Regions from separate parts of the Mus musculus genome. Here regions 1, 2 and 3 are each linked to region 4. Evidence: chromatin loops called from intact Hi-C (ENCODE). Cell type or tissue: heart. All regions are shown on one strand. Region 1 has its middle 35 kb from the start of Vmn1r40. Region 2 overlaps Uroc1 (urocanase domain containing 1). Region 3 holds the start of Zxdc (ZXD family zinc finger C). Region 4 overlaps Cfap100 (cilia and flagella associated protein 100).

What was found. Hi-C counts contacts between places; a loop is a spot of excess contacts. Peaks named below come from ENCODE experiments on the same cell type or tissue, not always from the same donor. Only the 100,000 strongest peaks of a DNase experiment are listed, where the experiment ranks them.
Region 1: it touches region 4 in a loop (12-fold over the local background); 25 of 42 quality-filtered maps call a loop at or near these places.
Region 2: a loop joins it to region 4, with 2.1 times the contacts of the local background. A loop is called at or near these places in 2 of 42 quality-filtered maps.
Region 3: it touches region 4 in a loop (2.1-fold over the local background); 8 of 42 quality-filtered maps call a loop at or near these places.

What each region holds. Positions count from the first base shown.
Region 1 is chr6:89,676,838-89,681,837 of GRCm38, reverse strand. No RefSeq gene overlaps it. Among named protein-coding and RNA genes, the nearest start is that of Vmn1r40, 35 kb to the left of the region's middle. In heart, CTCF peaks have their summits at 1,463 (motif pointing left) and 2,270 (motif pointing left); a DNase peak (open chromatin) is centred at 1,467.
Region 2 is chr6:90,350,622-90,355,621 of GRCm38, reverse strand. It overlaps Uroc1 (urocanase domain containing 1), which reads right to left. Exons shown (of 20, transcript NM_144940.2): 15 at 4,468-4,538; 16 at 250-348. Among named protein-coding and RNA genes, the nearest start is that of Zxdc, 16 kb to the left of the region's middle. In heart, no CTCF peak of the experiment used is centred here; no DNase peak of the experiment used is centred here.
Region 3 is chr6:90,367,315-90,372,314 of GRCm38, reverse strand. Zxdc (ZXD family zinc finger C) reads right to left here and starts at 2,821. Exons shown (of 10, transcript NM_173002.3): 1 at 1,747-2,821. The coding sequence starts at 2,656. In heart, no CTCF peak of the experiment used is centred here; a DNase peak (open chromatin) is centred at 2,814; H3K4me3 peaks cover 3,181 bases; H3K27ac peaks cover 1,649 bases.
Region 4 is chr6:90,420,777-90,425,776 of GRCm38, reverse strand. All of the region lies in intron 2 of Cfap100 (cilia and flagella associated protein 100), which reads left to right. Among named protein-coding and RNA genes, the nearest start is that of Cfap100, 5.2 kb to the left of the region's middle. In heart, a CTCF peak has its summit at 3,075 (motif pointing right); a DNase peak (open chromatin) is centred at 3,076; H3K4me3 peaks cover 665 bases; H3K27ac peaks cover 438 bases; H3K27me3 peaks cover 455 bases.

The sequences.
Region 1 (5,000 bases), 740 kb after region 4:
GGGTTATGTTCAATTTATATCTGAGAGAAAACAGCATTTTTATTGGACAAAAGGGGGGAATACGTTGTGAGTAGCCCTGATGCTGTTTGTATTCTGATGTTAATTCTGCTTCCTCAAGAGAGGCTGCTCCCTGACAAGCAGCTGATCATGTACTCAAGTGATCTTAGGTGAACCTTTTCCCCATTTTAACTGGTCAAATAAAGGCTAGAGGCTATGATTGGGCAGTGGAAGGAAAGCTGGGACAGGGGGTCTTGGGGCAGGTAGAAGGAGGAGGAGGACAAGGAAGGAGAGAGGACAAAGAGGGGGAAGCCAAGATGGAGCAGAGCCACCTGGCCAGGAGAACTGCAAGTAGCAAAGGGTCTCATAGCCGGGTGTGGTGGCGCACGCCTTTAATCCCAGCACTTGGGAGGCAGAGGCAGGCGGATTTCTGAGTTCGAGGCCAGCCTGATCTACAGAGTGAGTTGCAGGTCAGCCAGGGCTATACAGAGAAACACTGTCTCGAAAAAACCAACCCCCCCCCCAAAAAAAAATACAAGTAGGTGCAAAGGGTCTCATAGCTGGAGAATAAGTTAGTGTCGTGTTAGATCTGCCTAATGTAGGCTTATAGCTTATAAATATAACTGAATTGTGTGTTTTCTATATGGGCTTATTGGGGTTGAAAATGACGGCAACAGTCTAGATACACAAATGCACACACACACACACACACACACACATCACCCCAGCACTAGCCACTGCTGTCAGGATATTTAAAGGTAAGGAAAAGCTGAGAATCTGCTGCAGGACAGGGGAGCCTAGTGAGAGTGGAGTGCAGTGCTGCCCTGCACTGCACATAGAGGAAAAAGAAGAGACGGGTGGACCCAGGCAAAGTGACCCAGGGTTAAGAGTGGACCCAGGCAAAGTGACCCAGGGTTAAGAGTGGACCCAGGCAAAGTGACCCAGAGTCGGGAAAGAATAAAGAGGAAAGTTTAAATTCCATGATAAAAGTGAAAATAAAAACAAAATACTAAAGTCTAGGAATATTATAAAACCGGTGCTAATGAAAGTCGTGTGTGTGTGTGTGTGTGTGTGTGTGTCTGCACACAAGCCCTTTCCACCCATGGTACAGGACTTTGAGCTGTTAAAAATCACTGCTATCGTCAAGTTCTTTCTATAAGTGCGTGTGTGAACTTGTTGAGTGTGCTCTGCTGCTAGTAACTTCCAGGCCTAGAGTTCTCAGGAGGAAATTGAATCTGGTCCACCCTAAGATCCCAAACCACATGAGATCAGCTATTCTTGGGACTGGCTGCAGACATAATGTTGGCAGATTCGTTGCTAGCCCAGTCACTCTCCCATTTGCAACTTTTATTTGAGTCCAAGAAAGACATCTCCCATGACCAAGTGCAGGTTATGTTTTCAGCCAAACCAAGTTTACTACCAGGTCAGGAGCACATTTGAGTCGGTGCTTTGTCGCCACCTGCTGGAGCAAGGAGGGACGGCCACCTCAGTCCTGGCGCAGCAATAACCCTTGTGAATAAAAGGTGAGGAGTCTGCAGCAGCTGACCACACCCCCCAAACTCCCATGGGCTCAGTGAACCAGGCTCTAGGGCCTCAAATTCGGACTCCGCTATTGATTATTTCTGTGGTCTTGGCAAAGTGATTCGCCTCTCTTTTCCTGTTCACTGGAATTCTGTGGTTGTAACCTTCTTAAGTCGCTGTGAAGGCTAAGATGCTGTCACGCTTCCATTGTGAGTTGAAGGCTGCCTGTGCAGCTGAAAAGTAAGGCTGTGGGATCCACAGCTGCCTTGTGGTGCTATCATTGATCTAGAAATTCGTGTCCAATGCTCTTCTTTTGCCAGGTCCCCTAAATAGGTTGTTGTAGTTTCCCGCTCGTATTTGGTTGTGTATGTGATTTTAGGAAAACACAGATTACAGGGGAAGGTTTTGGGTTGGTTTGTGTGTGTGTGTGTGTGTGTTTGTTTGTTTGTTTGTTTGTTTGTTTGTTTTTTCTGAAAAGTACCCAGAGCTGCTAGGAGCCCTGACCTGGGTAAAGGAATGGATGAAGGAGAGACACACTTCACCACAGACAATGTCAGGGAAAGCACAGGAGGCGAGGCAGAGTGACGATAGGCCTCCCTGAGGAGGAAATGGGCAGAGACTAGGGGTTGTAAAATGTCATCGAGATTGATGGTGTCTCTTCTAGAAGCTGCATTCCCCATGTCCTTTGCAGGCCCTTGGGTTTCTTCCTTGGCCCTACAGAATATACGCTGCTCTCTGGTGCCACCGTGTGGTACAAAGGGGAATCCGCAGGAGGAGCCAGCAGGCTCAGGTCTTCAGGCTCCTGCGAAGTCTAGACCTCATTTAGGGATGCTGGACCCTTTGAAATGGTGACCATGAGAGGATGAGGCAGCCTAGAAGTCACAGAACCTGAACTTTCCCGGGCTCATCTGTGCTGGGGTGGTGGTCTGCTTAGGCAGGCTTGCTCTTGCTTCTCTCCTGGAACAGAGGTAAGGAGCGTCTAACCAGTGACATCCAATGGGGCTGCACCCTACATGAGCATGCAGAACGTAACTCCCTTCATTCTGCCCAGTTTTTAGCTTTATAGTCTTCTTCTGGCTGAGTTGGGTTCTGCCTAGATAACCTTGGGTAATTATCACTTCCATCCCACCAAGCCCAAGGCTTCATTAGGGGAAGGGGGGTTGCCTGGGACATCTTGGGACGTTAAAAGTCTAATCTGGAGCCTGTGGGTGTGTTAAAGAGGAAACTCACACGCATTGATAAGCGTCAAATCCAGCCAGACTGTGTGGCTGGAAGCTGGGAGAAACTGATTCACTATGACAGCTGTCCATCTTTAAAAACATCTAGGTTGGCCTGACACCCTTCAAATTAAGTACATTGAAATGATGTGTTAGCCAATGTTCACCTCATGTGACAGTCCTGAATGCATGGCTTTCACACCACATAGGATGACATATCTCTGTGGGTAAGGGCCCAGTGAGGCCCTTACAGATCCTGGTTCCACCCTGGCTCTCTTTCTCCAGGGGCCTGTGGTGAGAGCCAGTTTCCTCCAAGCCTATGGGGGTGGAAGTGGACAATGACAGGGCAAGCTAGACACGGGCACTAATTCGTAACTCATGCACCCTGCTCCTGGCAGAGCTTCTCTGGCAGAGGGAGAACCAACCCACACAAGGCCTTGAGAACAGGGAGACGGAGGCAGATTCAGCCCATGGCCTCAGCAACTGAGTAAGGCCCAGACATAACTGACTCCTTAGCCATCAGGGCCCTCGTTATTTTCAGATGTCAACTGGAACAGTAGGAGGCCCTGCTTTGTTGCTGGCAGAACACAGGCCAGAGCCACCCCTTGCCCCTCGTCCTTTAATATAGATGCCTTCCTGACTTTCATCGTTTATCACAAACAGTTCCAATACCAAGGAGACCCTGGTGGGCACTAAACAGAAGGAGAGCAGAGGATGTGGCTGGAACAGAGCTCAATCTCCAGAATCCACATAGTGGGAAGATATAAGTCATTTCCACGATAAGTGAACAAAAACAAATAAACAAATGCAATTAGAATGTATAATGAACACAATTAAAATTTAAATAGAGATTAGTATGACCTAATTTTTCTTCTATTATTAAAAAAATACAAATCCCATGTTCCTTTACTAGATGAGATAGCTTGGGTCCTGAAATGGTCACCAGGGTGGCCTCTGATTACTCCTTAGAAAGGGACACAGGGGATGGAGAGATGGTTCAATGATTAAGAGCACTGACTACTCTTCTATAGGTTCCGAGTTCAATTCCCAGCAACCACATGGTTTACTGAATAACATTCAGTAAAAGCCAGACAGGAACGACCAAGCTCTGAGAAACAGAGGACTTTAAACATGCCATATGGCCTGAAAGGTGGATGCTATATGAAAATATATGGGGAATCTGAAGAGAAAGATAAAATATAAGAGCCATGGCAGTTCTACCAGCGAAAACCCAATCTACACATACAATGCAACACCAGGGAAATCTGTGCAAGGCCTTTAGCAGCAGATGGGATGGGACAGGATACAATTGGGGGGGGGGTCCCTGGGGCCAAGTCAAGGTGGGAACAAGAGGAATCTGAGGTACACAAAATTAATTCCAGTGCATCCACACTGTTAGTCTACAAGCAGAAAATATATAACATATTTGAGGAAGATATGACTGAGAATTTTCCCATTAAGACATCAAGTCATGGATCCTAGAAGCTCAGTAAAGCCCAGAAAGGCTAAGAATGAAGAAACATCCACCATAAGTCCCCGTGTGACGCCCTGCTTGCCCAGGTTTCAGTTGCCCACCAACTGCAGTCTGAAAACATTAAATAGAAGACCAGAGATATACAGTTCATCTGAGCAGACTCCCACCCCACCCCATGGTCCCTCTCCCCCTCCCCCATCCAGGGATATGGAACCTTCCTTCATGCTGAGTATCCACAGTAGATTCCTCCTTCCCACTAATCAGATTGGCTGCTTGTTCTTAGTTGCACCTGGCTTACTACTGCAGTGGCCCTGGAGAGTCACTTGCCCAGAGCAGCTTCCTCCAGAGAGATCATTACTAATAAGGAAAGAAAAGTGCTGAGTGCCAGGTTGGCTGTGGTGACCTGAAAGAATGAATCCTCTACCCACAGAGCTGTGAAGAAGGCGCAGTGCTCTCATACCAACCACAGAGCAGATGTGATAAGACAGAAGCCTGCTTGGGATGAGAAAGGCCCTCTGTGTGTGCACAGGATGAGGTCTGGTCCCATCTGTGGATTCAGGTAGCCACTGGAAGCCCTGGGACAAGGCCCTTCCTTTCTGAGCAAGGGGGAGCTCCAGCTGATGTCTTAAGTATAGCTATGTAGTGATGCGAAAAGGCACATAGAAGGAACTCAACAAAGTGGCATGATGCATTCACAATGATAAAGGACAAGACGACCCGGAACTTAACCTTTACAGTGCTGATAGGAAACACAAGTCAAGCTGGATTCCCCTATTCAGCAAATGTCCTTC
Region 2 (5,000 bases), 70 kb after region 4:
TCCATCTGCTCCACAGAATCCAAGGACTTCAGGGAACCTAGTGTCCCTACAAGGGAACTCAGCTAGGGACGGTGAAAGCTCCTTGTTACTAGGGTGGGGTGGTGGTGGCAGCAGCTCTCTCAGAAGATTGGAGAGGTGGGAAGGGCAGACTGGGGTGTGAGTGGAAAGTTCTTGCTGTGAGGCCCTAGGCAGGGCCTTTGTGATAAGGTGTCTATGAAACCTTCTTAAAGCACAGGCTAGGTCAGTCACCTTGATCTTCCCACTGGCGATGGCCTGGTTAATGGCCACAGCAATGGCCACACGGCCTTTCTGGTCTGAGTACAGGATCCTTGCCTGGGAGCCCACCACCTGCAGAGGAGAGAATGAGAAAGCAGCTCAGCCAAAACACATCCAAGGGCTTGGTATGGAAGAGACGTGAGTGATATCAGAGCCTGCTGGCTCATCTAGGGAGACCTCGGAGGACCAGAGATGCATGGCAACTCTGAAGTATAGGGCCCTGGGGTACATCTCTCATCAAGCCCACTAGATACCACACTGGTGGGCCAATGCAAATCCACAAATGAACTTCTCATGAAGTCTGGGTTACCTCATTCTATGTCCCTTTCCTTAGGGTCCATCCCTAAGGGACCCCCCAGAGACTGACTCCATGTGTACGATGGAGATTTCCTATTGTGGAGTCTGCCTCCTTGAGCCCTTTCCACATCATAACAGAACTACCAATGTGAGACTTGATCAAGCCTGACTTGCTGCAAGAACTCTCCCCACAGTCCACAACTGAGTCCTCAGGAAAATACTGCATTATTGTCACAAGCTTGATCACACAGATGAGGAGACTGAGGCCCAGAGAGATGGGTAACCTCTCTATAGGTTGGTACTCGGACCTCAGGATCTTTTGTTGCACCTTTGGAAGGAGATGCCAGTTGAGTGTTCAGGAATGAGAAAGAGTCATTTCTTAGCTCCACAGTTCTCAGCCCGGATGCAAATAATTTTGAGTGGTGTGTGGACCCCACAGAGATGAATCCAGACTCCCTGGGTGTGGGTTTCTACATAGCTATGAGTATGACAGCATTGTTCACAAGACTCAGAGGTGGAGAAAACACAGGTGTCCAGCACCTGAAGTATGCAGTCTATCCACGTGATAGAACAGAGCCCATATCTCCAGCTTCTGCTCCTGCTCATTCAACAAACCATGATCAAGAGTGTTCAGGACAGCTGGATGTAATTGCATATACATTTAATCCCAGGACCCAGGAGGAAAAGGCAAGCCTCTGTGAGTTTGAGGCTATAGAGTGAGTTCTAGGATAGCTAGGGCTACATAAGATCCTATCTTTAAAAAAAAAATCAGAAAAAGGTTTAGGGGAGATACTTGAGTGCATCAAATGTTTTTCATGCAAGTATGAGGACCAGAGTTCAGAGCCTCAGCATCACATAAAAGCTGAGCATGCAAAGCAGCCCGCCTGTAATTCCAGGGCTCAGTGGGCTAACATGGATCCTTGGAGCAGCCTAGCTAGCTAGACAGTGTGTGCTGGGTAGAACAAGAGACCCTGCCTCTGTAAGTAAAAAGTGAAGACAAAACAAGGAAGACACTCATGGTCAACTTCTGGCCACCTCAAACACAGACTTATATGCACATCAATCAGCACACACACACACACACACACACACACACACACAGGTATCCATTCGGAAAAGAAAAACCCACCTGTATTGAATGTGGATTTTTTTTTCTTGTGAATATTTCCTAAGTGAGTCAATATTTAATGTTTGCATGGCCTCTATCTTGTCTTAGGTCTAACAAGTCATCCAAAGGCAATGTAGGGCACATGGAGGGCCTGTGTAAGTTCTGTGCCAACATGAGGTCATGTGTATTAAGGATCTGAGAGAGCTGTGGTATCCATTGGGATCTTGAAACCAAGCCCCAACCTGGGTTATAGAGGGAAAAACTGTAACATTCCAGCCTTGGAAGGGCAGAGGATTCTGATTCATGCTGCACAGAAAGACTGAGACTGCCAGGTGGAGCTGGCTAATCAGGACTACACAAATACTGCACAAACTCTGCACTGCCCCACTCTTAGGAGGCCCCTAGAGCACTAGGCTGGGAACGGAGAGTGGATAGCGTTTAGTAAAACCTGTTTCAGGATGATGAGAAAGTTCTGGAAATGGATGGCAAGAGCAGCAAGACAGCACTGAATGTGCTTCATACCCTAAAACTATATCCTGAAATGCTTAAATTAGGGTTGTAAGATTTGTGCCATCTATCTGTCTGTCTGTCTGTCTGTCTGCCTGCCTATCTATCTATCTATCTATCTATCCATCTATGTATTTGTAATCTGTTAACTCTGAATTGGTGCTGTGTTGTGTTCAGCTTTCTTGGGGGAAATGAGGAAAGAAATGATATAACATGGCTATGGTAGTCAATCTTCCTTGTCAGTCTGGGTGGATTTAGAAGGCTCATGGAAACGCACTTGTGACACACTAGGAAAATTTTTAGGGGAGGTTAACTAAGGAGAACCCACCTCCTGTAGCAGCCCCAGACAGTTGCATCCTGCTGCCAGGTCCTCTGGCCTCTCTGGATGGCTTGTATATTCTGCCTGCAGCCTTCCTTCTACCCCAGCCCCAGGCTCCCTGACTTGAACTTGGTCATAGAGACTGTGGCTGGCACATAGTTTTATGGGGGCACACATGCAAAGTATGATGCTAGGATAGGATGGCTCATGATGGGGACAGTTCCCTCCTGGCTCTGAAACCTCTGGCCGGAGACTTGCTAGCTAGCCTAGTCATGTGAACTAAATGTTTCTTCTTTATTTAATTTCCTCTCTAACCAGGGCCTGCCGATGGCTCTCTATTATCAGACACCTTTTCTGGCCAACCATCTGTCCCCTGCTGGTGCTGTCCTTCATCAGTGTGCTTAGCTCTGGGCCTGGGTAGAGCTGAGCCCATCGAGGGTCACAGAGGCACACTGCAAGATCCAACACCACTGCCTTCGTGTCATAGATGGAGGTTGGTCCACCAACCCGGGGCACTCAGCGGGACTCTCACAGGTGCCTGAGCCACAGGTACTCCAGAGATTGTGGAGTAACTGGATGAAGGAAGACCTTGTTTGCTGCTCTAGAACCCCCAGGATACCCTTTTTATCCTCATTAAAAATCAGTAAAATACACTGTCATGGCTAGTTTTATGTCAACTTGACACAAGCAAGAGTTATCTGTAAGGAGGGAATTTCTTTTCTTTTCTTTGTTTTTTAAGGAGGGAATTTCAACTGAGGAAATGCTTCCATAAGAGCCAGATGTAGGATGTTTTCTTAGGGATTAATGGGGGAGGGCCCAGCCCATTGTGGGTGGTGCCATCCCTGGGCTAGTGGCCCTGGGTTCTATAAGAAAGCAGGTTGAGTAAGTCATGAGGAGCAAGACAGTAAACAGCACCCCTCTCTGGCCTCTGAATAAACTCCTGCCTCCAGGTTCTGCCCTCAATGATGAACTACTCAACTATGATTGAGTTGTATCTCCTGTGTACCAGACACCAAGCCAGGCACAAGAACAATAACTACGATTGGCTATGAACAAGACTGTGATGAGCTGGTTACTAGGGTAATGCATTAGGAGGCTAAGGATCCCCAAGAAAGGCAAAGTCAGAGTCCAAATAAACCTTTTCTTCCCCAACTTGCTTTTCATCATGGTGTTTCAGCACAGCAATAGAAACCCTAGCTAACATAACATACATCTCACACACACTCGTAACTTTTCAGCATGCTGCTTGCTGACATCAGCCTGTCAGTGCTGTGCAGCTAGCCCACCATCTAGTTCCAGAAACTTTCATGTTTCCAAACCAAAACCCCATCCCCATGAAGCACTGACTCTTCAAGCCCTCCCCAGCCCCAGCATCCACCCTGCTAATTCCCTGCCTATGACTTGCCTACGCCAGGAGCTGCATGAGAGTGGCACCTGGCATGGGGTTGTTCTTCTGTGACTGACTTATTTCACTTAACATCGTGTCCTTCAGTTTCACCCAGGTGACAGTGACTGGCAGAATGCCCTTACTTGTTGCATTGTAAGGAGAGGCATTTTGTTGATCTATTTGTCTGCCAAGAACCCCTTGGACTGCCTTGGCCTTTTAGCTACAGTGCCCGTAGGATCCTGAAATCTGTTCCTATCCTGTTAGGTCTACAGACAGCACGGGACGGTCAGATTATACTGCTTTATACTCCCATCCACGTCGTCTAAGGCCTCCAGTGTCTCCTTGTTGCTACCCTGACACCCTTTTACACTCCCTTTTCCGGATAAGGCGTCCACTATAGTGCTGCTGTCAACAGTCACACAACACAGTGCATCCCTCAGGGCATGGCAAGATGGGTCCTGGGTTTGTGCTGAGATCCCTATGGCTGCAGCTTGGTTCTGAGCAGTTTTTTTGGGCAGCTCAGCCTCCTCCAGGACTCTGCAGTACCCATTTGTCCCCAAGCTAAGCTCTCACCAGCTGATGCTTGGCAGCCTCTCGGATCCAGCGTATATTATCCATATACTGTAGCTTCACAGATGCCTTCACTGTAGGGAAAAAAGGGAAGAATATCTCAGGTCTTGGAAGCTGCTTGCCAGGGGCCCCATCTCTTTTTTTTTTTTTCCTGCCTTATGTGTACCACAGGCACCTGGAATTCATGGGTAGTCCCTTACATTAGCCTCCCTGATCCTGAGAATGAGTGCAACGATTAATTATTAATGAGTGCAATGATGATGAATTAGTGCCTGGGTCTATACTGCACATTGCTGATGAATTCATTCCTTCGAAGAACAACTAGTGAGTATCTACTGTATACCAGACACCGAGCCACAGCAACAAGAATTACAGCTAGCTATGAACAAGACTGTGATGAGCTGGTTACTAGGGCAATGCAGTAGGGGGATAAAGGCTCCCCAAGAAAGGGAAGATCAGAATCCTCAATGCTGAGAAACTCTGCGGGAACTAAATTCCAGACAGAGGGAAGACAGGCCCTAAAGTGGAAATGAATG
Region 3 (5,000 bases), 53 kb after region 4:
AAGAGGTTGTCTTCCAAACATAGCATTTGCTGGCCACTTTTGTAGACAACTCTGCAAAAACTAGGTTTGTCTTTTACAAACTCAGTTGGCAACGCTGTCTGAAACCAAAGAAATGAGCAGGACAAACTAAACACTAACCATCAAGATTTAGTCGGACACAGCTTTGCAGGGCTGCAACCATCCTACTAGCTCAGATTTTCTGTCCCACTAGAGTGGGAATCTGCATCCTCCACACTTTTCAATTCCCTCCAGCTTCTGCAACTGACACCCCGCATCTTACCATCTGGTTCCTCTTTATCTTTTACCCATTTATTCAGGTTGCCAGCTTCACCTCTGTTCTCACAGCCCCATCTCTAAAATACAATCACTATACAGCCCTACATACAAGTAACAGCCCAGGGAATTTCTGCTCCATCCAAAAATCCTCTTCCTTAGCCTCAAGCTGTCTGCTTTGCTATTTAGGGTATATGTGATTAGGTTAATCCAAACATTAGCATTCTCTGCCTTAGCAACAGTCCTCACCACCCCCTATCAATAGGCAAGCTCTTTCACCCTGACTCTGTGATCTTTTCCTGAAGCCCCACACCATTCCCACTGCCACTTCCTAGCTCATGTTGTCAAAACAACCTCTCCTTGACTGGACACGAAAAGGTGGTGTTCCCCTGCTCCTTCTCCCAGCTTCTATGGAAGCCTAAGTGATCTGCCAGCACAAGACCCTCAGGGGCACCTCATGCTTTTAAGTGAGTGGACCCCTGTCCTTCCCAGTATGATAGAGAATGGTGCTACCTTTGCTAGGGTGAGAGCAGCCATCATCATTCTCGGATTAGGAAATGACTGCATGTTTTCAATCATCAGCCTGATGATTTCTACATCAGACTCTATCAGATATGATGTGCACGCTAGAATACAACAGTAGAATCTGTTGCTTGTACAAGTTAAGTCTGGTTCTTCCTCCCAGCCCCATACAACACACAAGATATCCTTTTCAGGTGCTATACCCTACATATAATAATAATCTTCATATGAGAATAATCTACAATGCACATTACTAGTGCAGAGTGTATATAAATGTTAATGTGCAAGCTAGATGCTGGCTAAAAGTAAAAAGAACAGACATGATTCCAGAAACTGATTAGTCTGTCAAAAATCAGTATAAAAGACACAAAAACAGCTGTGTCACACACCGGCTCCTGATGAAGGAGCATCACTCTATTCATAATATTGGAAAGGACAGGGGTCTGATCCAATGTTCGAGGCGTCCTTGGGAGCTCTGTGTCCTCTAATCAATGGGGCTTCCAGAGAGGCTGGAGAGGGACCAGAGAAGCACCAATGTGTGCTCATTCCCTCAGTATTTTAAGGTGGCATATTTCGATTTATGTATCTTGGACCTCTGACTCCTCTGGTATTGTTGAACGAGTAGACTGAGAAAAATAAAGTCCTGACTCAACTCTGAGAAGAGGTCACTTCCAATGTAAGCATCTTAACAAAGGTTTGTACCCTCCCCACGGATAGCTGCGATTGTGCATGCCACTTGGCTGTAGGAACCCAGAGCTTCATATCTAAGTACCTGAAAGGGACTTCAAAACAAACACGGGAGTGTTTTTGCCTTATTCTCATTTAGATCAGGGCGCGTAACGCCTCCACCCCGACCTCCGCAAACCCTGCCCAAACAAGCGACAGTTTGGCCCTTGGGTCCAGACCCCGCCGGGTCCCGCCCGCCCCGGCAGGTCCGCGTCTCCAGCTTACCGGGGAAATCACACTTGTAAGGCCGCTCGGGCTCGAAGTGGCTGCGCTGGTGGGAGTTGAGCTTGGCGTGTGTGGGGAAGCGCTCGGCGCACACCTCGCACTTGAACAAGCTCTCCTGCTCGTGGCCCTTCATGTGCGCCTTGAGGTTGTAGACGGTGGTGAACTTCTTGCCGCAGCCGCCCACCGGGCAGCTAAAGGGACGCAGCTTGTCATGCGACTGCAGGTGCCGTTTGAGCTTGTAGGAGGTGGTGAAGGCCCAGCCGCAGCCATCCAGCGGGCACTTGAAGGGCCGCCGGCCCTGGAGGCTGCCGTGCGTCAGCAGGTGCACCTTCAACTGGTGCTTCTTGGCGAAGCTCAGCGCGCACTGCGGCTCCGGACAGCGGTAGGCCGGGGAGCCAGCGCTAGCGGCCACCGGCCCGCGGCGGGACGCAGCAGCGCTCGAGGGCTCCAGGCCCGGGGTGGTCGCGGGATGCAGGCTCGGGGCGGCTGGCGCGGGCGCCGCAGCCAGCGTGAAGACGCCGCGGTCGAAGCGCACCAGGAGGTCCTGGTTGTGGATGGTGACCGTGCCTGCCAGAGCTGCGCCGGGGGCGGCGGCCGGGACCTGTTCCGTGGGGCTCGCGCCCGAATCGGGCTCGGCCTCCTCCTGACCATGGGTGTCGGCCGCGCGCGGCACTTCCAGCAGTACCACGAAGGAGTCGCCGCCGTCCTCCGGGGGCGGCGGGCTGGGCCCCGGGGCCTCCTCTGGACGCGGCCCGGGCCCGCCATCTTCCGGGCCCCTCAGCAGCAGCAGGCGACGGCGCCCGGGACCGGCACCGAGGGACGGCCCCGCGCCGCGGCGAAGTCGGCTCGGGCCACCGCCATGTTGGTCTCCGCGCGTGGCCGGGGCGGCCAGCACCGCCGGGAGGTCCATCTTAGGCCCAGCTGAGGCGTCCGAACCGCAGCCACCGGAGAAGAGCTGCCCAGCCCTGCCAGGCATGCGCGCGACACCTAGGGTCCGCCCCCCGGGAGCCTCTGTCAAAGCTGAGCTTAGACTACAGCCCAGAGTCGCATCTCGAGCTGCGCGTGCGCAGGAGCCGTGGGCGTGGGCGTGGCGCGCGAGGGCTGTCGGGACTGTAGTCACGAGGAAGCCCAGGGGCTGGAGCAGGGGCGGAGCCTCCAACTTGTCTTGTGCTTGGAGTCCCAACTTGGAAAAAGAGGGTCTTCAGATTTGGGCTCCTACTTTTGCATCTGGGTAGCGCAAAGGAATGAAAACTGATTGCGTTTCTTAAGAGTTCCTGTGCCCTCTGTACTTTGAAAATACGAGCTAATTCAACCTGTGATTGCCAAGTGTAAGGAAACAAGTCAAGTTTACCTGTGGCCACATGATCCAGAACTGACACTCAGGCTTTGAACCTCTCCACTTTGCTTGTCATCTCTCTATGACCTCGCCGAAGAGCGCGTCTATCTGCTGCTACTGTGCCACCGACCTGATTTGCCCTGTAGCAGGTCCTGATGGGATCCCTACCTAAACCACTAAAGACATTCCGTGTTTCCTTGATATATGTCTGCCTTCTAAGTTGCTGGTTGTTCCCTGAATTCCACAATCCCCCTTGTCTCATACGGATTCATCTGGAATCACACCACTCCTGTCATCACCACTCAAATTCAAACTTATTTCACTCCTAGGTTCTCAAATAGCTAAGGAACCTGTCTTCCGCTCCACCTTTACCCAACTGTCTCCCCGCCCCCACCCATTCCAGTCCTTTCTGCCTCCAGCCTGTTTTCTGTAGGTCAGGCTTTAGTCTTCTGAAAGTTCAAATACTATTAAAACTTTGCCAACCTGCCATTTGCACCTACACTGGTTTACCCCCATTTCCCACCAATTTGCCCCTTAAAATGCAAGGGTATCTCCCTCCCCCTGTGTCTCCCTGAAGAGGGATGGAAATATGTCTACACAAAAACTACTTGCATGCTTATAGTAATCTTTGTTACAACAACTCGCCAGGGGAAACAATGCAAGTGTTCATTGTCAGATGAATATATATTCATACAGTGGAATATTTTTGAGCAATTACAGAGTTTTGCAAGTTATGTCATGACCAAACCTATGAAAAATATTTCAGCCACAAAAGAGAATGTGCTATAATGCCATTTATATGAAATGTCTAGAAGAGCTAAGTTATACAGACAGTAGATTAGTGGGAGATGGGGAATTAGGGCTAGCCTCTAATAGGGATGGGTTCTCCAAGGAGCAAAAGTTTTTGGCATTAAAAGTGTTGATTGAACAGCACATCTGATATACAAAAGCTACTGACAACAAATGACAGCAATGACACGTCTGTATGCTTCTATTAAAAATACATTTAAAAAATGAGCACAGAAATAGCACATCTGTTTGTGAAAAACCTTACCTGTCTGTATATGTGCTTATGCACTCTGTGATGGTTTGGATATGCTCGAGCCAGGAAGTGGCACTATTAGAAGGTATTGGAGTAGGTGTGTCACTGTGGGTGTGGGCTATAAGACCCTCCTCCTAGCTGCCTGGAAGTCAGTATTCTGCTAGCAGTCTTCAGATGAAGATGTAGAACTCTCTGCTCCACCTGTACCATGCCTGCCTGGATGCTGCCATGTTCCTGCCTTGTTGATAATAGACTGAAGCTCTGAACCCGTAAGCCAGCTCCAATCAAATGTTGTCCTTATAAGAGTTGCCTTGGTCATAGTGTCTGTTTACAGCAGTAAAGACCTAACTAAGACAGAAATTGGTACCAGGGCCTGGGGTGTTACTGTGATAGGTGTTGCCATGGTTTTGTTTGGAAGAATGTGGATTTGGGGACTTTGGATTTGGAAAGCCGTGTAATGCTTTAAATGGAGTTTAATGAGCTATCCTAGTAGGAATAGGGAAGATGTTGTTGCTGTGAGTGATTTCAACTGTGCAGACTTGGCCCAAGAGGTTTTAGGGGAGAAGACCTCAATATGTGGCCTAGAGACTGTTTTTGTAGTATTTTGGTGAAGAACGAGGCTGCTTTTTGCCCTTGTCTGAAGAGTCTGCCTAAGGCTAAGGTGAAGAGATTCAGATTAAGTGCATTGACAAAGTCTCAGAAATGCCCATTTTAGATTTTGTTCTCTGGTTAAGTCTCATGAAGAGCGGGTTGAATAAGCATAGCAAGCTTAGAAAGGGAAAATATAAAAAATATGATTTGAGTATTAAAGGGGCTCCAGGAAGTGAAATGAAAGTGAAATTTCTTTTCTAGAAAGATCCTTGATGCCACCTCCAT
Region 4 (5,000 bases):
GGATGACTCACTCTAGCTTGGGTTAAGTTGATAGCAAACTAGCCAGTATACTAGCCCACAACTTAAGTCCTAACTAGCCTAACTTAAGTTAGGGATCTGGTAATTACTGCCAAGACGAGTGCCATGCTTGCTGGTCATGTGGTTCATAGGCATCATTGCGGTGCAGGACCTTTGGTTGCTTTCCTCCCTTGGCAGCTTGGGCAGCACCATCCTGTGCTAGGGAAGTGAGTCCTCAGAGAGGAGATCTACAGGTCAGACACAGCTTGGATCCTCCAAGACCTGTGTGCAAAGTACATGGCAGCTTCAGTGAAAAAGAACTTTGACCCTCAGGGTCAACCAAGGACAATAACAACGGCTTATATTGTTTTGACTCCCCTGACTCAAAAAGGGATTTCTTATGCTGGTGTTTGGGGTTTTTTGTTTTTTGTTTTGTTTTGTTTTGTTTTGTTTTGTTTTGTTTTGTTTGTATATGGCTCTAATGAAAAGCATTGTCAGATCAAGTGACATAACTTCAGTATTTGTGTGTGTTCATTTATATATGGGAAGTATGATTCTTTATACATTTTCACATACCCTTAGTATTATTTTACTTCCCCATACCTTCTCATTCTGTACTAACTCAAAGAAATCACGTGTGTGTGTGTGTGTGTGTGTGTGTGTGTGTGTGTGTGAAGGTCAGAGAACAACTTCAGGGCATCATCCCTCTCCTTCCACTGTGTGGGTTCTGAGGATCAAACTCAGGCCATTAGGCCTCCTAGCAAGCATCTAACCCAGCCATCTCTCCAGTCCTTTGGGAGACTCTTGCCTCAGTTACCCCATGGGGCACCTCCTTCCTTTGACCCCCTCAGGAGTCTGGTCACCTATTTGCATTTTGAGTGATTCCTCCTTAAACATCCCATTTTAAACTCTGGACTGTAGTCAGATGCATACAGCTTCCAGGACATAGCCTGGTGGAGAGGATGGTTAATTCCAGGCATCCCCTGGAGGCCAGGGTGACCTCATCTTCTAGAAACCCAAGGCAGGTTAATTTCAGATAGAACAGAGAAGGCCACCGTCTCAGCCCCACTGGCTCTTATCTGTAACCCTCCCTGGGACAGTTAGACATTGATATGACACTTAGATATCCTTGATAGGGTAAAAGACAAACTGTAAAGAACCCTGCTCCCCAGTGAGCAAGGGACTTGAATTATATACAGGCAGCCACTAAGTCTGTCACAAACGAGAGAACTTAAAGTCAGAGCCCAGGTGAGACGCCACTATTGATAAATAACACAGAAGATGGTGTTGCCAAGACAGACAAGGATGGGAAGCAGAGACTCTCTACCCACCAGGAGCAGTAGAGAAACAGCCACCAAGCAAGCTGTCTGGAAGCTCTTCAAAAGAAATTAGAACAGAACTAACATCTCAAAGCAACTCCAGCCCAGACTCATCACAAGGAGGACGTGTGAATGAAAGGACACGGGGTGGAGACAAAGACAGGGAGGCCAGGGCCCTGTGTGCTAGCCCACCCTCACGCTGCGGCAGTGTCTCAGTTTAGCCTGGGTGTTGAGAGAGGGGCGCTCTCTGCACAGATCCCTACTGTGAGTTGGTAGCAGACATGCTCAAGTGGCATACCAAACCGGGGCACTGAGGGCTGAAGCACAGCCAGGGTTTTGTTGTTCTCCAGGGCACTGCAGCATACCCTACGCCCCCACCTCAACAAAAGAGGAATTGCATGTCAAGGACCTGGCCATTATCTATCTAATAGTATCTTGTTACTAAAATTCCTTCCCAGGGAGAGACATTAAACAATGTCTACTCCCACCCACCTTCTCCAACCAGAAAGTCTCCAGCTGAGGTATAATTCCACCTGTCTTGACCCCTGTGTGGGTTAGATGACCCTTTCACAGGGGTCGACAAAAACCATTGGAAAATACAGATACTTACATTATGATTCTCAACAGTAGCAAAGTTTATGAAGTAGCAATAAAATTATTTTATGGTTGGGGGTGGGTAACGACACCATGAGGAACTGTATTAAAGGGCTGCAGATTTGAGACCCACTGCTATAGCACATGGGTGAGGGGTTACTGAGAGGAGCGTGGGCTGGAGTGGAAAGTCTGTATCCAGCAGGGATGATGACTCTCTTATAGTTACATAGATGGAGACCTGAGACAGACTACAAGCCACGCTCACAGAATTGTATAAAGCTGTTTGGGAGGGTTGACTGGCTACTGATTGGTGAGGGTCCCATGACCTTTTCTTTCCCTTTTAAATACGATCCAGCAGGCCCAGCTATGATGGTCTTTTGCAGGCAGGCCCAGCAGGACTCTCAAAACTGGTAGTTTAGCTCAGAGGCTAGTCCCGTACACCATGTCTACATCAGGCACTGAGGTGGGCAGCCTGGGAAGCAAGGGCTGGGGGTACATACATCACTTGAGCACAGAGACCAAGTGGCATCAGCTCCATGGAGATCTGGTGGCAGCCTGGCCCCTCCGTGAAGCATTTTTGTGAACCTCTTAGTGTTCTCTGAATGGAAAACTGTCCCTGGTCCCTTTAGACTCTTGGCCATAGTGGGAGAGAGCACCTCAGGAAATGCAGTTACTCTTTTAGTAGGTGAAAGGGTAACCTGGCCAGGCATGGTTCCCCCACTAATTGACTTAGGAGCCTCCTGATCATTTGCTCTTTGAGGAGTTTCACTACAGGAAGCAGAAGACTCAGGCGAGGCCTGCAGCCTAGGTAGCGTGGTGAGTTCATGCGCTGCAGCTGCCACCTCAGCTTTTAATGTTTGGCGGCTCCCAGGAGCTCATCTTGTTGCCTGGCTGCAGTTTCTCTTGGTGCGTCCCAGCCTTTCCCCTGCTTCTTTGTCTTTCTCGGGATCTCCGTCTACTCTGCCCAGCACCGGTCCCCTGCTTCCTCTCTCCACTGCAGTGCAGCCTTCTACCACTGACACAGCAAGTCCAGAACAGGGCGCCTCTTTGTACCTAAATGCAGAAAGTGGTTAGGGAGGGGCGTTTCCACTGTCCTTTGAGTTGGTTGTCCTCATTTACATGAGGGACTGCGGTGGTTGAGCCAAACATAGCTTTCTCTTGGCCACCAGTGGGCGCTCATGCGACCGAGCGCTCAGGAGGTTGATCAGACAGGGAACGGTGGAAGCCTCAGCCACTGGCAGGTCCTCAGAGAGCTGGAGTGTGCAGAGCGGAGGTCCATGCGGCAGTGGCAGAGCAAGGGACCTAGGACGGTAGCGCTAAGCCTGAGAACTCGTTGCAAAGTTGAGAATGGTGAAAGATTGAAAAAACTCCCAGCGTCCCATGAGGGGCTCGTTTTTTTTTTTGTTTTGTTTTTGTTTTTGTTTTTTTGCTAGGGGTGTGTGTGTGCGCAAAGCCACGGGTTTCAGACTTTAAATTTCGGTAAAAGACCCAAAAAATAGAGATTCTTAACCAGTTAAATGCACGTGCTGCTGCACATCCGACCTTGCCATCCAGCTCCACCCTTTTGCCCAAAACGAAGCCCTCCCAGCTCCAAGTACCAACATGAAATGCCTGTTTGTGGAAGAAGACATGCTTATTGAGTCGACTATAAATGACCCTGATCTTGGAACACAGATCCCACTGACCTGGAAGGACCCATCGGCTGGCTAGTTTTATGTCAACTTGACACAAGGTCGTGTCATATGAAAGGAGAGGCCCTCAATTGAGAAAATGCTTCTGTAAGATCCGGCTGTAGGGCATTTTCTTTTTTTCTTTTTTTTTCCTTTTTTTTTATTTTTTGGTTTTTCGAGACTGGGTTTCCCTGTGTAGCCTTGACTGTCCTGGAACTCACTTTGTAGACCAGGCTGGCCTCGAACTCAGAAATCCACCTGCCTCTGCCTCCTGAGTGCTGGGATTAAAGGCATGAGCCACCACGCCCGGCAGGCATTTTCTTAATTAGTGATTGTTTCGAAAGTTATTTTCGAAATTAGTGATTGATTGCTCATCCATTGGCGTCATCTCTGGGCGGGTGGTCCTGAGTTCTATGAGAAAGCAGGTTGAACAAGTCATGGGGAGCAAGACAGGAAGTGGCACCCCTTCATGGCATCTGCATCAGCCTCTGCCTCTAGGTTCCTGCCTTGTTGGAGTTCCTGTCCTGACTTCCTTCAGTGATGGACTATGATGTGGAAGCTTAAGCCAAATAAGCACCCCTCCCCCCCGCCCTCAAGTAGCTTTTGGTTAATCCTAACCTTTAGACACTCATGTGTCACTACATCCAGCTCACATGAACTTTCTATATAAAGTGGATCAGCAATCAGTGCAAGGGAAACCATGAGGGTGTTTGTGTGTGTTGGGGGTGGTTGTGGGCAGATGAGGAGGTCCTGGGGGTGGTTGTGGGCAGATGAGGAGGTCCACTGTGGGTTTCAGCCATCTTACAGGATTCTTCACTTATGCTGGTGGATGCCAGAATGTTCCTGAGAAGCAAAGCTTCCATGCAGGGGCTATTCCTCTCAAGGACCGACAGAGCCCTGAAGCAGTGTTCACCCCTGTTCTCATTCCACCCATCATGGAGGCTGGCTGCCTTCCTCACGTGACATCAGGTCCTGAAGAGTCAGCAGTGTATGTATGTTGCAGCAAGTAGTCAAAATTTTTTTAGTGAAAAAGTAAAGGATGTGTGCATGCAATGCATAGAATTTTGTTTTGTTTTTTAATATTTACTTACTTCTATTATTTACATTTATATGTTTGTCACATGTGTGCAGGTGTCTGGGAAGGCCAGAAGAGAAGGATTTTCCTTATAGGTGTTGAAGAACAGTGCCTACTCTTAACTCTCAAGCTATCTCTATAGCCCTTACAAATATTTTTATTAAATTTTTGAGTTTTATGAGAATGTATTTTGATCATATTCACGTCAACTCCTCCCCCTTAACTCCTCCCTGATCCATTCCTTTCCCCTCCCAAATTTATGTATTTTTCAAAAGCTTTTTTTTTTTTAAAGATTTCTGTGTATGGGTGATTTGCCTGCATGTGTGTACATGTGTGCCTGATGCC